2 separate regions of the Mus musculus genome follow, and region 2 is linked to region 1. A link is a loop called in an ENCODE intact Hi-C map of the cell type or tissue named here. Cell type or tissue: left cerebral cortex. All regions are shown on one strand. Links, peaks and the distances in the headings refer to the core of each region. The heading gives the core; the rest is flanking DNA.

The links. A loop is a pair of places that touch in the nucleus more often than their neighbours do. Peaks named below come from ENCODE experiments on the same cell type or tissue, not always from the same donor. Only the 100,000 strongest peaks of a DNase experiment are listed, where the experiment ranks them.
Region 2: it touches region 1 in a loop (2.1-fold over the local background); 4 of 42 quality-filtered maps call a loop at or near these places.

The regions. Positions count from the first base shown.
Region 1 is chr9:119,103,895-119,112,224 of GRCm38, forward strand. It overlaps Dlec1 (deleted in lung and esophageal cancer 1), which reads left to right. Exons shown (of 37, transcript NM_177117.5): 2 at 1,908-2,058; 3 at 6,207-6,317; 4 at 8,163-8,330. Among named protein-coding and RNA genes, the nearest start is that of Dlec1, 5.6 kb to the left of the region's middle. In left cerebral cortex, for the core only: a CTCF peak has its summit at 3,836 (motif pointing right); a DNase peak (open chromatin) is centred at 3,892.
Region 2 is chr9:119,319,677-119,328,006 of GRCm38, forward strand. Oxsr1 (oxidative-stress responsive 1) reads right to left here and starts at 2,751. Exons shown (of 18, transcript NM_133985.2): 1 at 2,329-2,751. The coding sequence starts at 2,398. In left cerebral cortex, for the core only: a CTCF peak has its summit at 3,394; DNase peaks (open chromatin) are centred at 1,967, 2,802 and 3,127; H3K4me3 peaks cover 2,835 bases; H3K27ac peaks cover 1,970 bases.

The sequences.
Region 1 (8,330 bases), core at 194-8,193:
ACACAGCCTCACTGGCTGTTGGTCTTTCGCAGTTCTGTCTACAGAAACACTGCACGGTCTGATGATTAAGCTCAAAACCCCGTACTGGGGCTTGAACCCTGCCTCCGTTACATGGCATTTGTATGACTTGGGGGATCAAGGGACTTACTTCAGTGAAGAGCCATTAACTGATGGCTTTGGGTGGGGTCCCGACTCTCACACCCAAGTATTAGGATCAGGGCGTCCTGGAAAGTCCAAGGTACAGCCCGCTGGACTTACTCACAGTACTTGATGTTCAAGGCTTGTCCCAGTTCTGCTTTCTCAGAGGAGGTTTTCTGTCTACAAGAAGACTCGGCCACCACCTCCTTTCTTCCACTGTATACCCATTCATCTACTTTAAAGAATGGCTAGGGCTGAAGAGGTGGCTCTTTGGGTCAAGGCATTGCTGCTGAGCCCAATGACCAGAGTTTTATCTACCCTGGACCCACAGGACAGGAGAGAATGGACTTCTGTGAGTTGTCCTCTGACATGCATAAGCTCGCCATAGCATGCATGCCCCCAAATAGATAAACAAATGGAAAACAATAAGAGTGACTAAAGTCTGAGGCCTAGCAAAACACCGAGGAGCGTTCGCTCCGTGCGCTACCGTCTTAGTAGCCCCAGCCCTGTGAATACTTAGCTTCCAGTACGAGAATAGATGCTAGGAGCATGGCTGACTGGCTTGTCAATCTAAGCATTCTTGAAGTTGAAGCAAAGGCTGGGGCAGCCAGGTTGGACCTCTTGATGCCAACATGGCAGAGTTTGGGGGTGCGAGGTTTGCAAGGGTTAAAAAAAAAAAGAAAGCAGGATTGAGTCACAGAAGGTGAAGGAGGTGACACAGGGACCCAGTGACTTGGAAAGTTCTGTAGGTTGGGGCCTGGAGAGTGGGTTCAGTGAGTTTGTGACCCAAGTTCAGGGCCTAGCACACATATTAAAAGTGGGCATGGCGGATGCCTGCCTGTAACACAACGTTGTCTAAGGTGGAGGTAGGGGACTACTGGGAGGGCTGGCCATCAAGCCTACTCCCAAGTTCAGCGAGAGACCCTGTCTCAAGAGAATAAGGTGAAGGGCGATAAAACAGAGCCCCTAATACTCTCCTCCAGTCTCTGCATGTGCATGTACGCGCGCATACATTTAAAACAGACACACAACATTTAAAACTATTTTTCATTTGTGTGTATGTATGTGTGTCTCTCTGTGTGTTTAAACATGTGTGTGGAGGCCAGAAGACAATTTTCAATTCCCTTGGGCCTGTAGGTACAAGCAGTTGTGAGCTGGCTGGCATGGGTACTAGGAACCGAACACGGTCCTCTGGAAGACCAACACAAGTACTGTTAAGAGCAGAGTCATCTTTACAGCCTTCTCAAAAAATAAAAAAATAAGATAAAAGCAGTGCATTTCTCTGGGTAGCACATCACCCAACTACATTTCTCTTTGACCCATGGTTTCATGTACACTGATGTGGATTCTACAAAAGAGGATGCCATCTTGGTGAGCCCTTCCCGACAGCTTGAATAGAGGCTGCCAGCTGGAGGCTGCCCACTGGCTATGTTTAATGGACTTAGACCGGGCCTTGCCTGAATCAAGATCTGGGTAGCCTTACTCTGTTGTACCCAAATGGGTTTGCATTTCCCAGTGTGGGCAGCAGCTCTCTTGACTGTGTAACCGAGAGGGAGAGGACCGAGCTTGGCTCTTACTGAGCACACTTGTGGGACTGCCAGTCCCTTCCCGTGACCTCAGAGTTCAGTCTGGTGGGTTGGACCAGAGGGTTTTGATAGTTGTGTAGCTAGCTGTGCTTGGCTGAAAGCCCTGATGTGGAGAGGCACAGGGTAGAGACAAAATGTAGGATCTTGTCAGATTTCCATGCATTTTTGAATGCCCATTCGCAGGCGCGAGCCATCTATAAACAGCGTCTGGATGAAGCCGCCATGTTGGAGAGACATATCATGCAGGCCCGTGCACGGGATATTGCAGAAACAGAACACACCACCAAACAGAGCAGACTACAGGTTGTGGAGACCCCTGTCAAACTGCCCCCAGGTAGGTGTGAAGTGTGTCTGTCTGTCTGTCTGTCTGTCTACCAGCCTACCTCCACCTCTGCAGCTGTTGGTATTGTACTATATTCACGCCACTGTTCTGTTCTGAACATCGGCAGAGAAAATTGCAGACCTGACAGCCCAACCAGTACAAAGCACTTCAGTGTGCATGGTCCCACACGGCCAGCATGTGACTCTCTAAGCCATGGTGCAACATCGGTCCCTGACCCAGAGATCTCATTTAGGTTCCAGCAGCCAAACCATAGCTTCCTCTCCTCTGACCTTTCCTGTCAAACTTGCCAGGTAGGCTGGGCTGGCCGGCCAGTGAGCCCCAGGAATTTGCCTGTCTCCATCTTGCAAGTGCTTTTTCAAAGAATTATTTATTTATTTTAGGTATATGAATACACTGTAGCTGTCTTCAGACACACCAGAAGAGGGTATCAGATCCCATTACAGATGGTTGTGAGCCCACCGTGTGGTTGCTGGGAATTGGACTCAGGACCTCTGGAAGAGCAGTCAGTGCTCTTAACCGCTGAGCCATCTCTCCAGCCCTCTTTCTTTTATATTCAAACGTGGTAGAGGGGAAAAAAAAACCCCAGATCATCTTTACAGACATCCATCTGGTCCCTGCAACTCAGGGCAGGCCAGGCAACCCCAGGGCACATTTCCCATGTACAGAACCAATGATGGAGACAGCCAGCTGCCTTTTTTTATCCCAGGCACAGAGCGCCTCTCCCTGTCACAAGGTGAGGAACCTTTCACTGCTCCATATGGGTGGACGGCTTGTGTGCTCATTCTTGCTCTTGCTGGCCACTGCTCTACACTGGCTTCTGCGGATTGGAACAAGCAAGCAGCTCCTCGCAGAGCTGTGCTCGGTAGCCATAGGGTCAGTGAGGCCTTCCATCCCAGAAGGAGGAAGACCATCATGAGGGCAAGGCTTTTACAGGTCCAGGTCGGGTATGGAAAGAGACTCTTCCAAGATGTGCTAGAGAAACTGACTTGGTGAGGGCTAGAGAGAAGGCTCAGTGGAAGAGCATGGCCCACTTTTGCAGAGGACCTGAGTTCAATTCCAAGCTCATAACCACGGATAACTCTACCTCTGGCCTTTGTCAGCATTGCTCTCCCTACCTACCCCATCAAGGCATGCACTCACATGCATACACATACACACATATGTGAACACACATGCACATGTGCATACATGTACGCACATGCACATACATGTATACAAACAAACACACAGCTGCATACACATACATACACATATACACACACATGTATACACACTCTCTTAAAAATCTTTTTTAAAGCTGCCTTGAAGATGTGCAATGATATGTGTGTAAAATATTATATAGGAGTCCATTAGTTTCTACGCCAGCTTGAAAAACAAAGGCCAAAACCCACCATGACCCCCGCACCCTGGGAGGACGGAGAAGAAAGTTTGAAAGGAGGACTGTCCTTCCTTCCTCCTGACATGTGGTCATCATTAAACCTCCTGAAACTAGGCTGGATGGTATCCATTCCACCCAAGTCTTCCTTACCAAAGGAGGGGTCGGGGCCATCACTTCCAAAATCGCACCTTCTGTAGTTCCAGGATCCATCAGGAAAGGACCCCAGGGAGTTCCGGAAGAAGAGACCATGAGGCCCAAGAAGTAACTTGTGGGTTATTTACTGGCTATCAGGATTTTTGTCCACTGATTGACCGATTGAATTTTAGTTATCTATACATGTGTATCTAGATGGGTCTATGCACATGAATGTAGTTACCCACAGAGGCCAGAAGAGGGTGGCAGAGCCCCAGCAGCTGGAGTCCTAGGCAGTTTGTGAGTCACCAGACATGTGCAGGAACAGCAAGCTCCCTTAGCCCTGCCATCTCTCCAGCCAGGCTATTTTGGAGCTGCCTTCAGATGACGTACTGCTTTCAGGGATGCCAACTGCTATTGTTCATGGAGGTTCCCTGGCCTTTCCCTCTTCAGCCCTTGGATACTTTGTACTCAACGCCCTCCTGTTTGCCATGCCCAGAGCAGTTTCTGCTTCAAGCTCTGATTGTTAACTGTAGGCCAAATCTCCTGATCCTTGTCAGCACCCATGAGGGCAGATAATATTGCTCACTTTGTCACCTTTATCGCCGGATGCTGGGAATCGACCCCAGGGCTTTATGCATGCCAGGCAGCTACTCTACCAACTGGGCTGCATCCTGGTCCCTAGAGGAACTTCTAACACAGCACAAGAAGACTCCCCCCATACATAGCATTATAGATTTGTGTAAACACAGACTGTAACACGACGGGTGCATTCTCTCTTAAAACGTGGGCTTTGCGTGGTGGTGGCATGTCAGCGGAGGCTCACTGTTGGCAACAAGCGTGCTGTTCTTGGGAAGACGACAGTAACAGATAAAGCTACACACGCACAGGGGCAGAGGGACATGGAAACTCAGGCCTTCTCAGTTTGTGTGCAAGTTTTTAACTACTCCAGAGTCCAAAGCTAGCAGATGGCTCAGTGTGTAATGCCTGGCAGACAGAGTTCAAACCTCAGGACCCGCTGATAGGAGGCCAACTGACTCCTGCAAGTTGTCCTCTGACCTCCACACATGCACCGTGGCACCTACAGGCCCCCCACAGACACGCACTAAAAAAACAAACACATGTAATTAAAATGCAGCGAAAGTCTGTTTTAACAAAACCATCCTCCTCACATCTGCCAGAATAAGATCACACCTCCATTATGTCACTTGCCAAAGGTACCCATTTCTAGTTGGTGTTTCTAGACAATAGTGTTATAAACCGTATATAGTATATATTAATTATATTGTATGTTATACAACATGATATGATATATTATAAAATATATCATGTGTTGCATGTTACATATTATATATTACATATTATATATTATAATGTGTGTGTGTTTACTATCTTTTTTTGGGGTCATCAATTGCAAACATCAACTTCCACTCAACAGTATAAGTGGCTTTCTCTGGTGTGTCATTAGGTCGATGTGAGTTGGGTGAAGCTATGGTTATTGCTTGCTATAGATCAGGCTCAGCTATTCTCCATGTGGCTTTTATGCTGGTGTCTGAGATGAAGAGACAAGGAAGTTCTTCTCTGCTGATGTCCAGAGTTCACCATACCAGCACATCTCAAACCCTTGCCACCATGATTTGGCCAAAGTGAAAGGCAAAGAGTGACACTGTATTGCTGCAAGAGTCATAGGGACTGCCTAGCAACTCAGAACGCTTGCCTGGCCTGAGACAAAACACAGGCTGCCTTCCTAACAGTGAACAACCTGAGACACCCCCACACACCTGCATCAAGCTACATGTACACCCCACTCCAAACAATGCAATGAATACCACCACCCCACCCCCAACAATAATTCCCTGTTGCCATATATGTCTTGGAACATGTCCAAAAACTAGAGGGAGCCTGAGCCAATTTCAAGGTCCATGTATGGTTAAGGGAAACTGTCCTCTAAGTGAAATTTTACAGAAAATTTCCTATGGATCATCTTATTCATAAGCATAATTAGGCACACAGATGTTTAAAATCAGATGCATCATGGGAAAGGACATGGACAAGAAAGGAAGGCTTGTATAATCCACATCTATCAACGGAAACCGAGACCCACTCACAGGTCACCCCCTGGCCACCAACTCCTCCTCCTGGACTCCACAAAAGAAGCCCTAAACAATAGGCAAGGCCCTTGGGTGCTCTAAATCAGGGAGCCCTTACAGTGTGGGGCGCCCCGTCCCTGTGTCTCTCTGTCCTTGCAGCTTTGCTGTTTGCCTGTGCTTTCCAGTTCTTTTAATAAGATGCCTGGAACCTGGAAACACTCAGGGCTAGCAGTTACCCTGTTGCTAGTGGCATTGGGAGGGACAGATGTACACAGAGGGCGAAGAACTGGGGCTTGCGTTGCATCTACCACACTTGATCTCATGCCACCACGGACTCCACATATGGTACCACTTTACCCCATTAAGGCCACGCACAGCTTGGCCCACTTGTCAGCTTCGACTGAGGGGCTGAGAAATCATTGGTTTCTTAAGCCTTCACCACAGGACTCTAAGAATTCACCTGGGAAGTGTAGCCTTGGAGCTGGAGGCATGGGTCCCTGGGTCTGCCTTAATTACCTTTGTCCCCTTCTCTTCCGCAGTGAAGACAGCCTTCAGGTGGTGTCTAGACAGCAAGTTAATGCGAAAACATCACTTAATCTCTACAGAGGATTACTACACTGATCCCGTGCCGTTTTGCCCAGCACCCAAAGGTAATCTATCCTCACTCTGGTGGAGCTCCGGGGCATGCCTCCCCCCCCACCCCCACCCCTTGCAGCCCAGCTCACCCACTCCTGCTGCAACTTAGTTTCTGCTACTTAGTTACTCTCCTGTCCCTTTATATAGTTGTTATCTTCCTTAGTTCAGTTCCTTCAAGACAAATATTCTATCTCCACCATGTGGAATTTGATGTGCCCGGTTGGCTGCTCAGCAGTCAAAAAAAAAAAAAAAGTTTAGATGTTGTTGAATGATCCAGCAAAGGAAGGGCAGGAGACTCAGATCAACAACCAATCAAGTTCCTGAAGCCCGAGGAGAGGAGAAGCTTTTTCAAACATTGAGAAGAATGGGCCAGAGGGACAAAGAGGGAGGAAGGGGAAAACAAAGTGGGGGTGGGGGCAAGCTGTGATGCTGGGCCCATTTCCTGTAACCAGGAAGGCAAACCCTAAGAGCAAAGGAATGGAAAGCCGAGTGCAGGCCTCCGTACACAAGGAGGTAGAGTTTGTAAGCATTGCTGGATGGGCCAAGGGTCACTGTGAAGCCTGTATGCATGCATCATTTTTAACCATGCCTGGCAGCAAAGACAAACTCCCAGCAGTCCCAGGGACTGGGGCCCTGCCATGACCTCTTTGGAGCTTTGCAGCTGTCCCTGTTGTGGGGTAGGGACCTGAGGGTGAAGGAAACTGCAGAGTCAGCTGTGCTGAGAGGCTCTGCCACAGCCACTTCAGTGCTTTGTTAGTGCCTGGCTGGGAAATATAGACTGCTCCCTCCCTGAGCGCTTCCTGGGAATTATAGTAAGACTTGGGCTGGGGCAGCTCTTTACCCTTTTGCTAGTATCAGAAGTCCCCGTCTAGCCCAGGGAGCGTGGTCTTAGAGATGTGGGAAAAAAAGCAAATGCTGGGTCCACACATAAGTTTGTTTGTTTGTTCATTTGTTTGTTTTTTAATGTTGCTTACATTACGGGGTAGAGAGATGGCTCAGATGGTAAAGGCACCTGTCACCAAGGTGACCTGAGTTTGGTCTCCAGGCCTAACTTCCGAAAGTTGCCCTCTGACCTTCGCACATGTAGGAAGAAATGTGCATGCTCCCAATAAATAAGACATGGTAAAAATAAAACTTGAAAAGAGTTAAAGGGGTGGGGTTGGGGGACTGGAGAGATGGCTCTGTGGCTAAGAGCACTGGCTGCTCTTTCAGAGGAACCAGGTTAAATTCCCAGAACCCAGAAGGCAGCTCATGACAGTCTAACTTCAATTCTAGGGGATGTGACACCTTCAACACCAATGCACATAAAATAAAAATTAAATTATTTTTAAACATTGCTCACACTTGGGGTATGTGCTTAGCAATGATTTGCTTGTTTTTGTCAATTAGCCATGCTGGAAAACAGAGAGCTATTTTAACCACTAGCCCTATGCCTGTCTGTCTGTCTGTCTCTCTTTATAAGAGTGTCATTTTTTTCAGATATTTTTATTTACATGAGTATACTGTAGCTGTCTTTAGTCACAACAGAAGAGCGCATTAGATCCCATTACAGATGGTTATGAGTCACCATGTGGTTGGGAATTGAACTCCCAGCAGGGAATTGAACTCAGAACCTCTGGAAGAGCAGTCAATGCTCTTAACCACTGAGCTATCTCTCCAGCCCTAGCCCTATGTCTCAAACACATGGAATAAGTCCCAGGAATAACTCATGCATTGAACAGCAATATCTGGTGTTACGAGACTGAAGGCTTTGAGGAGCATGTGACCTGACTGTGGCTCTGGTGGCTTTCCTTGCTCACAACAGAAACATGCCCTTCCTTACGGCGACACAACTAACGTGTGTTTCCTCGGTGCCACAGACAAATCCACCCTTGGATGTTCAAAGCTGACGTTTAGCTGTGAGCAGCGTTTCCTGCGCAAGTCAGAGCTGGACAGGGAGGCTGAGGAGCACTGCAGGCAGCTCACAGAGTGTGACGACTTTGAGTACACCGTGGACAGCTTGGGCTCCATCTCGAAGGCCAAAGAGA
Region 2 (8,330 bases), core at 8-8,007, 220 kb after region 1:
ATGCTCTTAACTTCTAAGCCATCTCTCCAGCTGGCAGGTTGTTTTGTAAAAGGTGACCCAATCACACTGGCATTCTTAACCTGTGACGAACCATGGACCACTCTATGAGTGGGGTGTGAATCTACTCTCAGAACTACCAGACTCCCTCTGTACTGCCCACTAAGACATCCTGTTCTATAGTTATCATTGGGCAAACTTAGTGTCACTCCATCTCCACAGCCCTTGCAGCTCTCAGAGTTTGTAGCTGAAGAGCAGAAGCATCAGGGATGATAACTATAACCAGTCCTCTAGCTGTAGACAACCAGAAGGGATGCACACCCCACCAGAAGGGAAGAACAATGTTACTCTTCCAGAATAACAGAATCCCCTTTCTTTATTTTTCTGACATCACTCTGGAGTCTCCCATTTAAACTCTCTCTTCATTATGAAAGTAAGTTCCCAAGAAACAACCAATCAAGAGCGTCTTTACAAAAACAGAGACATGCCTAGTTCAACCAGTCAAAGACCCAATATGCAGCAAGGACAGACCTATGAAGTGACTTAAAGATGAAGCATCTTTTATGTTTCATTGCACTTGGGGGTTGGGGGGGATATAAGCTTCTCCTTCTTCCGCTAGTGTCCCAGGAATGGAACTCAGGTCATCAGGCTTGGCAGAGAAAGCATAAAGCTGAAATGTAGAGAAATGGCAACCATCTTACCTACACAGCAAATCTGATGCCAAGTTGAGCAACCAGAGACCTGCCTTTAAAAAAAAAAAAAAAAACGGGGGGGGGGGGGAGGAGGGGGCTGGGGAGATAGCTCAGTGTAGAATGTGTGCTGAGTGAACACTAGCAACCTGAGTTTGGATCCCCAGCCCCCATGTGAAGTGGGAGGCCCAGGGATCCTAGAAAGAGCCTGAAATCCAAGTGCTTCCAGGCAGAGACAGGAGGACTCAGGCGTCTTAGGAATCTAGTCAAAAGGTAAGTTCCGGATCAACTAAAGAGACTCATCAAAAAGCAAGGGAAAGCCGGGTGTGGTGGCGCACCGCACGCCTTTGATTCCAGCATTTGGGAGGCAGAGGCAGGCGGATTTCTGAGTTCAAGGCCAGCTTGGTCTACAAAGTGAGTTCCAGGACAGCCAGGGCTACACAGAGAAACCCTATCCTTCTCCTCCCCCTCCACCCCCCCCCCAAAAAAAGCTAAGAAACAAACAAAAAAAGAACGTGAAAAGCTAGCCTTTACACGAGCACATAAACCTACACAGAGCCACACAGAGACCTACAACGAAATTTGGTGGCTTTTTGTTTTTGCTCTCCTTAACACCGAGAAATAAACACTGGCACCTTTAAGGAAGCTCTGGGATTTTTGGCAGGTCTCTATTGTAAAGCTAATTTTAAGGTAGAATGCTATCAGTGTAGACAGACTTCTTCCAACAAACAGTGGTCTGCTGATTAAGCCTTTGTTTTGCTAAACCCATTTCCCTTCGATTTCTATGGCCACTGCATTACTGCTGGGCTACAAACTCTCCCTCATCCCTAGCCGCTTAACCTCCTCAAGCACGCTGCACCTCTGAGAGTAACAATCCATGCTTGCTGTCGACCAACTGGTATTCTCGGATCTTATTCAGGGCCACTTCACACATAATAGCCAGATTTATGGAGCGAGCCATGGTCCCTAGTTGAAGCCCTCCAAGGACAACTTGAAACTCCAAATCTTTACCATAGCTTTAAAGGTCCCTGAGACTAATGTGTGCCCTCTTTCTGGTCCCTCAACTTATCAAGCACTCTCTCTCTCCTCAGAGTCTAAGTATTTTCTTATTCCTCAATGGAGGGGGAAAGGCGATCTTCCTCCGACTCGCTTTGAGGGCTCAACTTTTCCTTGAAATCACGTAACTTGTTCAAACCACTCCTTATAACATCTTGCCCGGTTCCTTCCGGCCACCTACTGAGACCTGTTACCGCTTTTCCCATTCTTTCTATGTAGTTGACGTCTGCCTCCGGGATCTGAGAAGTCAGTTGTAAAGAGCTAGAGGCGGGTCTAACCTGCTCAGCACCGGTACCTGGAGCTGCCCTCAGCCTCACACCTGCGAAATAGTGCATCGTCGCGTGGATGCAGGGATGGACTCAAGTGCACAGACCCCACAATCCCAGAGCCACGCGGCTCTGCCCACGGACCCTAGTGCCCCCTGAGCCAGGCCTGCCGCCCATCCACATGGCTCTTCTGCACAGGACGCATCTGTCTCAGGTACGCTTCTCCCTCCGAAGGGAGCCCCACCCTAGGCGCACGGCTCGCACCAGTGCCCAGCAAGGCTCGGGCCCAGAACCCCGGCGCGTCGCCCCTCGGCTCTCACCTATCACCTCCTGCAGCTCGTAGTCGTCCCTGTTGATGGACCAGGGCAGGGCGCTCGAGTCCTCGGACATGACGGCTGCAGCGCCTGGCTCCGTGCTCCTCACGCTCCGGGCTCTCAGGTCACCTCGCCGCGCGCCTCCCCACGCCCAGCCGCCGCCCCCAACCCGCCGCTTGGCCCAGCCTTGGGGCGCACAACGCCGGGGCGCGCGGGTCAAGCGCGGCCCCGAGGCGGAGACGCGCGGCTGCGACCGACCTCGCCTCCCGCGGCTCCGCGTCCCGCAGTCCCCGGCCCAGCCCACGAGCCGGCCTTAACCTCCGCGGCACCGCGAAACAAGCTTCTACCCAGCCCTGCCCCTCCGTCCCGCCCTCCACCCGAACCCCAAGCACGGGCCAAACTTTCCCTTCTCCCTCCACCTGCCGACACGCAGCGCGCTGACGTCACCACGCCGGGGAAGCCTGGCCGCGGCTCGCCGCCCCCCGGCCGCCATCTTGAGTGTGGCCGGACAAGAGGCAAGCGAGAAGGAAGCCGGAAAGAGTGGAAGTCGATAGTTAGAGAGCAGAAGTGCTCGTGGAGGAGTTCACTGAGGGCGTCTGAAAGCCAAAACAGAGCAAACTGCCGCAGAACGAGGAGCCACACCAAGCATGGCGGCCACTGAGTGCTAAACCGAAGGAGCGGCGCTTCCTCTAGAAGCTGAGGGAGGGGCGTTGCCCTCTCTGCTTTGCATTCATTGGTTGGTTTGAGAAAGCATGAGAACGGCAACTGGAGCGTGTGGACATCAGTCATATGTTAGTCCCGCCTCCGGGAACTTGACTCCCAGTTCCTACCGAGCGCCAAAACCTTTCAGGACCGGGTTCGCTGAGGTGACGTCACGGCGTCACGGTCACACCCTCGAGACGTGCAAACCGCGCCCCGGGGTGTGGAGAAGCCCGAGGGAGCGGCCGGGTGGGGTGCGCGGACGAAGGCCAACTAGGATAAAAGGTCTTGCGGGCTCCCGAGTGGAGCCGGAAGCTCGGCCCGTGATGACATTTTTTTTTTTCCTAAGGCGGAAGTACTCAGCGCCGCCTCCAGGATCCGGGAGGAAGCGGTTTCTGTCTTTTCTCCGCTTCGGGTCTAAAGAAACAGCACCTGCCTGGGACCTAGGTTAGTTGTCTCTGCCCAGGCAGCGCCTTGACTGTTCAGTGGTTTCTGTCACGCGACTTAGGGGTCAGCTCTAGGCCCCCGGCCCTGGCTTTTGTCATCTTCACAAAAATAAGTTCCGTTTTCTTGGCCTTAGAAGATCGCGCTTTGGTGAAACAAAACATTAAAACATCAACCTGGACAGGGTCGCTGCGGACAAAGTGTTCAGCTGAGCAGCACTGCTGAGCTCTTCGGTGGGAAGGCCATGAGCGCGTCTGGTTGATAGGACTTATGGAACATCTCAAGAAGAGGTCCCATTTGGGCCAGACCTTACAGTGCTAAGGGGATCTCAGCAAACAGAAAATGGGAGGACAGAATATTCCAGACCCGGCAAAGGTGCAAGGTCTTGCTGTAGAAATGTGTTTCAGGGCTGGAGAAATGGCTCAGTGGTTGAGAGCACTGACTGCTCTTCCAGAGGTCCTGAGGTCAATTCCCAGCAACCACATGGTGGCTCACAACCATCTGAAATGGGATCCAATGCCCTCATTTGGTATGTCTAAATACAGCTACAGTGTACTCATATATATAAAATAAATAAAATCTTTAAAAAAAAAAATAAGGAAGGAAGGAAGGAAGAAATTTGTTGCAGCCACTACTTGTGACACATTTAGTGCGTGTGATAACTTTTTCTTGCTGGAAGAAGAATAAAAGTAACATCGAGAGGAAGTGGGGACAGATTGGAACTCTTCATGGTGTGTACCAATAGAAAACCAATAAGCCAAAAATAATCTGGAATTGTTGGGCTCTGTGGACCACGGATACACTTTACAATTTTCTTTCATTACCATGAAAATAAATTATATAACTTAGAATTTGGGACTGCCTTCTTTCCCCTTCCCCCAAGAAAAGGAACTACCAGTTTCATGGTGAAATTTCAAGATACTGGGTCTTAATTATTATTAGATAACATTATAGTGCATTCATTAATGTGTTCTTGCTTACCTCCTCATTCATGTACCTCAGTGGATTGGTAGAGCAGGAACCTTCTCTATAAATCTGGTCATTTTGTTTCCCCTGTCCCTGACTTTCTGTGGCCTAGTCGAGGTTAAAATACCATGATTTTAATGAGGAAGGAAGCCAGGAATTGGGTATTTGAGGCCATAAGCTCAAGCAAGATTCAGCCTTTAAAATATCTTGCATGTGAGCACTCTCACAACAGTGATCAGGGACTTAGTCCCCCCACCCCCCTTTTTTTTTTTTTTTTTTTTTTTTGCTGGAGTATGGAGTTTTTGTAGTAAGCAGTAGGGAGCATTTAAGTTAATAGTTAAGTAATTGGGCTGGAGAGATGGCTCAGCAGTTAAGAGCACTGGCACTTCCAGAGGTTCTGAGTTCAATTCCCAGCAACCACATGGTGGCTCACAACTGTCTGCAATGGGATCCAATGCCCTTCTCTGGTATGTCCGAAGAGAACTACAATGTACTCACATACATAAAATAAATAAAACTTAAAAAAAATAAGTACTTATAAATCATAAAGCACCATACAGGAAAGGCGCAGCTTGCATGTCTCAAGGGTGTGACCGTGACGCCGTGACATCACCTCAGCGAACCCGGAGCAAAGGGAGCCAGCTATGTAAAGTGTGCTTTAAATAGGAGGAGGATTTTTTGGTTTTTTTGTTGTTGTTGTTTTGTTTTGTTGAGTTTTTTGTTTGTTTTGTTTTGTTTTGTTGGTTTTTCGAGACAAGGTTTCTCTGTTAGCCCTGGCTACCCTGGAACTCACTTTGTAGACCAGGATGGACTCAAACTCAGAAATCTGCTTTTGAAACTATTAGTAAAATTATGGTTTTCTCCCACTTATGCCTGTGACTCCCTTGATAATCATTTAGAGGAAGAGAGGAAAGGAAATGTGGAATGGTTCTGGAACCCTGATCCTTATATTCAAATATTCCCCATATCCCACCCTGGTTTCTTGAGAGTATGGCATATTTTTCACAGGAAGAGAATCTGTTTTTCCCCACATTCTCAAGGCATTCTTGTGTTGGTTCAGTTCCCTTCCTCCCAAATCAAGCTCTAGGACCAGAATTTGAGTGCAAAGTTTATTTAAGGGCAACCCAAAGAGGCTCTCTAAAGAATGGAAGAGTTGAGAGAAGAGAAGGATAATTGTTGATGGATATTATTAATCAGGGCTTAGTGTGTGGGTGATGGGCTTCATTCTTCTTTGTGTAACCTAAAAAACAACACAACACAGCCAGATGGTGATGGCATACGTCTCTAATCCCAGCACTCAGGAGATGGAGGCAGGTAGATCTCTTTTTCCAGGCCAGCATGGTCTACAGAGTGAGTTCCAGGACAACCAGGGCTACACAGAGAAACCCTGTCTAAAGGACGAAGGAAGGAAGGAAGGAAGGAAGGAAGGAAGGAAGGAAGGAAGGAAAGAAAGAAAGAAAGAAAGAAAGAAAGAAAGAAAGAAAGAAAGAAAGAAAGCAAGCAAGCAGGCGGGCTGGTGAGATGGCTCAGCGGGTAAGAGCGCTGACTGCTCTTCCAAAGGCCCTGAGTTCAAATCCCAGCAACCACATGGTGGCTCACAACCATCCATAACGAAATCTGATGCCCTCTTCTGGAGTGTCTGAAGACAGCTACAGTGTACTTACGTATAATAAATAAATACATAAATAAATAAATAAATAAATAATCTGATGCCCTCTTCTGGAGTGTCTGAAGACAGCTACAGTGTACTTACATATAATAAATAAATAAATAAATAAATAAATAAATAATCTGATGCCCTCTTCTGGAGTGTCTGAAGACAGCTACAGTGTTCTTACATATAATAAATAAATAAATAAACAAACATTAAAATAAATAAATCTTTTAAAAAACAAAAGAAAGAAAGAAAGAAAGAAAGAAAGAAAGAAAGAAAGAAAGAAAGAAAGAAAGAAAGGCAGACACATCTCAAAATTGTTGTATTAAGAGACTAGAAACAAGGAAGGGCTGAGAGTGTGGCTGACGGTGCAGTTCTTGCTAGCCTAGCATTCACGAATGCCAATCCTCAGGACCACACAGAAGGTGAGATATTAATCAGGAGTATCTTTGCCCTTATAGTGTTAACTCTCCCACACTCCTCCACAGCTCAGTGCCTAGAAAAGCAAGCTTGTGGGTTCAGAGAGCACACAGGCAGCTACAGATGTGTTTCATGTACCAAGACTCTCAGAAGGCAAACTCTGCAACAGGCCAAAGAACATGACCTACCACCATCTATCCCTGGACTGAGAAACTGGATGTAAAAGAATATTCATGCTTTCTCGTTGAAGCAGCTGCATGCACTGAGTTTTGCCATTAGCATCTGCAGAATGGAGAGGGAAAGACAGATTTCGAGACCAGTGATGTCTTGGGTAATAGCATGTAGTTATGTAATGATTAGAATTCAAGGTTTATGGGCTTTTTAAGTAAAACTGCTTTTGAAGTCTAGAAATTAGTGGGTAACCCCTATGAGGAATCTGATTTTTTTTTTCCCTTTCTGGCAGTACCAGGGATTGAACTAAGGACTTCACAGATCCTGGGTAGGCACTGAACCACTGAGCCCCACCCCATGAATATATTTTTTTAAAGCATGATGTCATGTCTCTGTCATGAGCTGTTTTTCTCAATTCCCTATCAGGCCAGGGGCCAATTATAGTATTCTGGATTTGTCCCTCCCATAGAGTCCTTATTACATGTTACATGAGATGTGATGTCATCCCTCCTCACGAGAAGAGACAATAACCATACCCCACTTGGGAGTGCTCTCTGCTTTGTGTTTGACATAATACCCTACAGAAGAACATGTTAGGTCAGAGTGTTTGTTGATCAACCACATGAACTGACTGTGGAGGAAAGCACCTAAGCTAGGAATCTGGAGCCCAGTGAGGGACTGTCATCTTGGTGAATCCAGATCACAAATGTCCACAGGGACAGACAGTTAGGACATGCAGGGTAAGTGTAAAGGGAATTTTAGGGGACAAATAATAAGTCCATGCCCACAGTGGAGTCTCAGCATCAAACTGGGCTCTGAGCTAGAGAAGAGTGCCAGGTTCTTCCAACCTTGCACCAAAGCAGCTTAATTAATTCAGGCTAATTGAATGCAAAATGGGAAATATTTGGTTGAGGTGGCCGGTTCCTAGGTGCTGTCAACATTACCCATTACAGGGTTAGTAGGTGTAGTGGCTATTCCTGGTTGTCAACTTGACTATATATTTTTTTAAAGATTTATTTATTTATTATATGTAAGTACACTGTAGCTGTCTTCAGACACTCCAGAAGAGGGCGTCAGATCTTGTTACAGATGGTTGTGAGCCACCATGTGGTTGCTGGGATTTGAACTCCGGACCTTCGGAAGAGCAGTCGGGTGCTCTTACCCACTGAGCCATCTCACCAGCCCCTTGACTATATTTGGAATGAACTACAATCCAGAATTGGAAGCCTCACCAATGACCCTTATCTGGAAGCTGGGAGATAGAAGTTTCTGATCTGAATCTTGGTATGGAGATCTTGAGGCTTAGTGGCTATGGATTCCAGAAGATTAAATCTCTGAGTTCAAGGTCATCTGGGATTAAAGGTGTAGTGGAAAACACCTTTAACCTGGGCTACACCTTCTGATGGAGACAATATAAGGACATTGGAAGGAGGGAGCCTTGCTCTTGCTCCCTTGCCTGCTTGCCATGTGGGACTGAGTAACTACTAGAGTAGGCCTTAAAGCCTACTTACTTCACTCTTCCATCTGTGCTCCTCCTACTTTCAGGAACTCATTCTCATGCAACCTATATTCACTGTGCTCAAAAACAAGTAAATATATAGACCCACTTCAAAGCTGGGCATGGTGGCAGATTCTTGTAACCCCAGAATTTGAG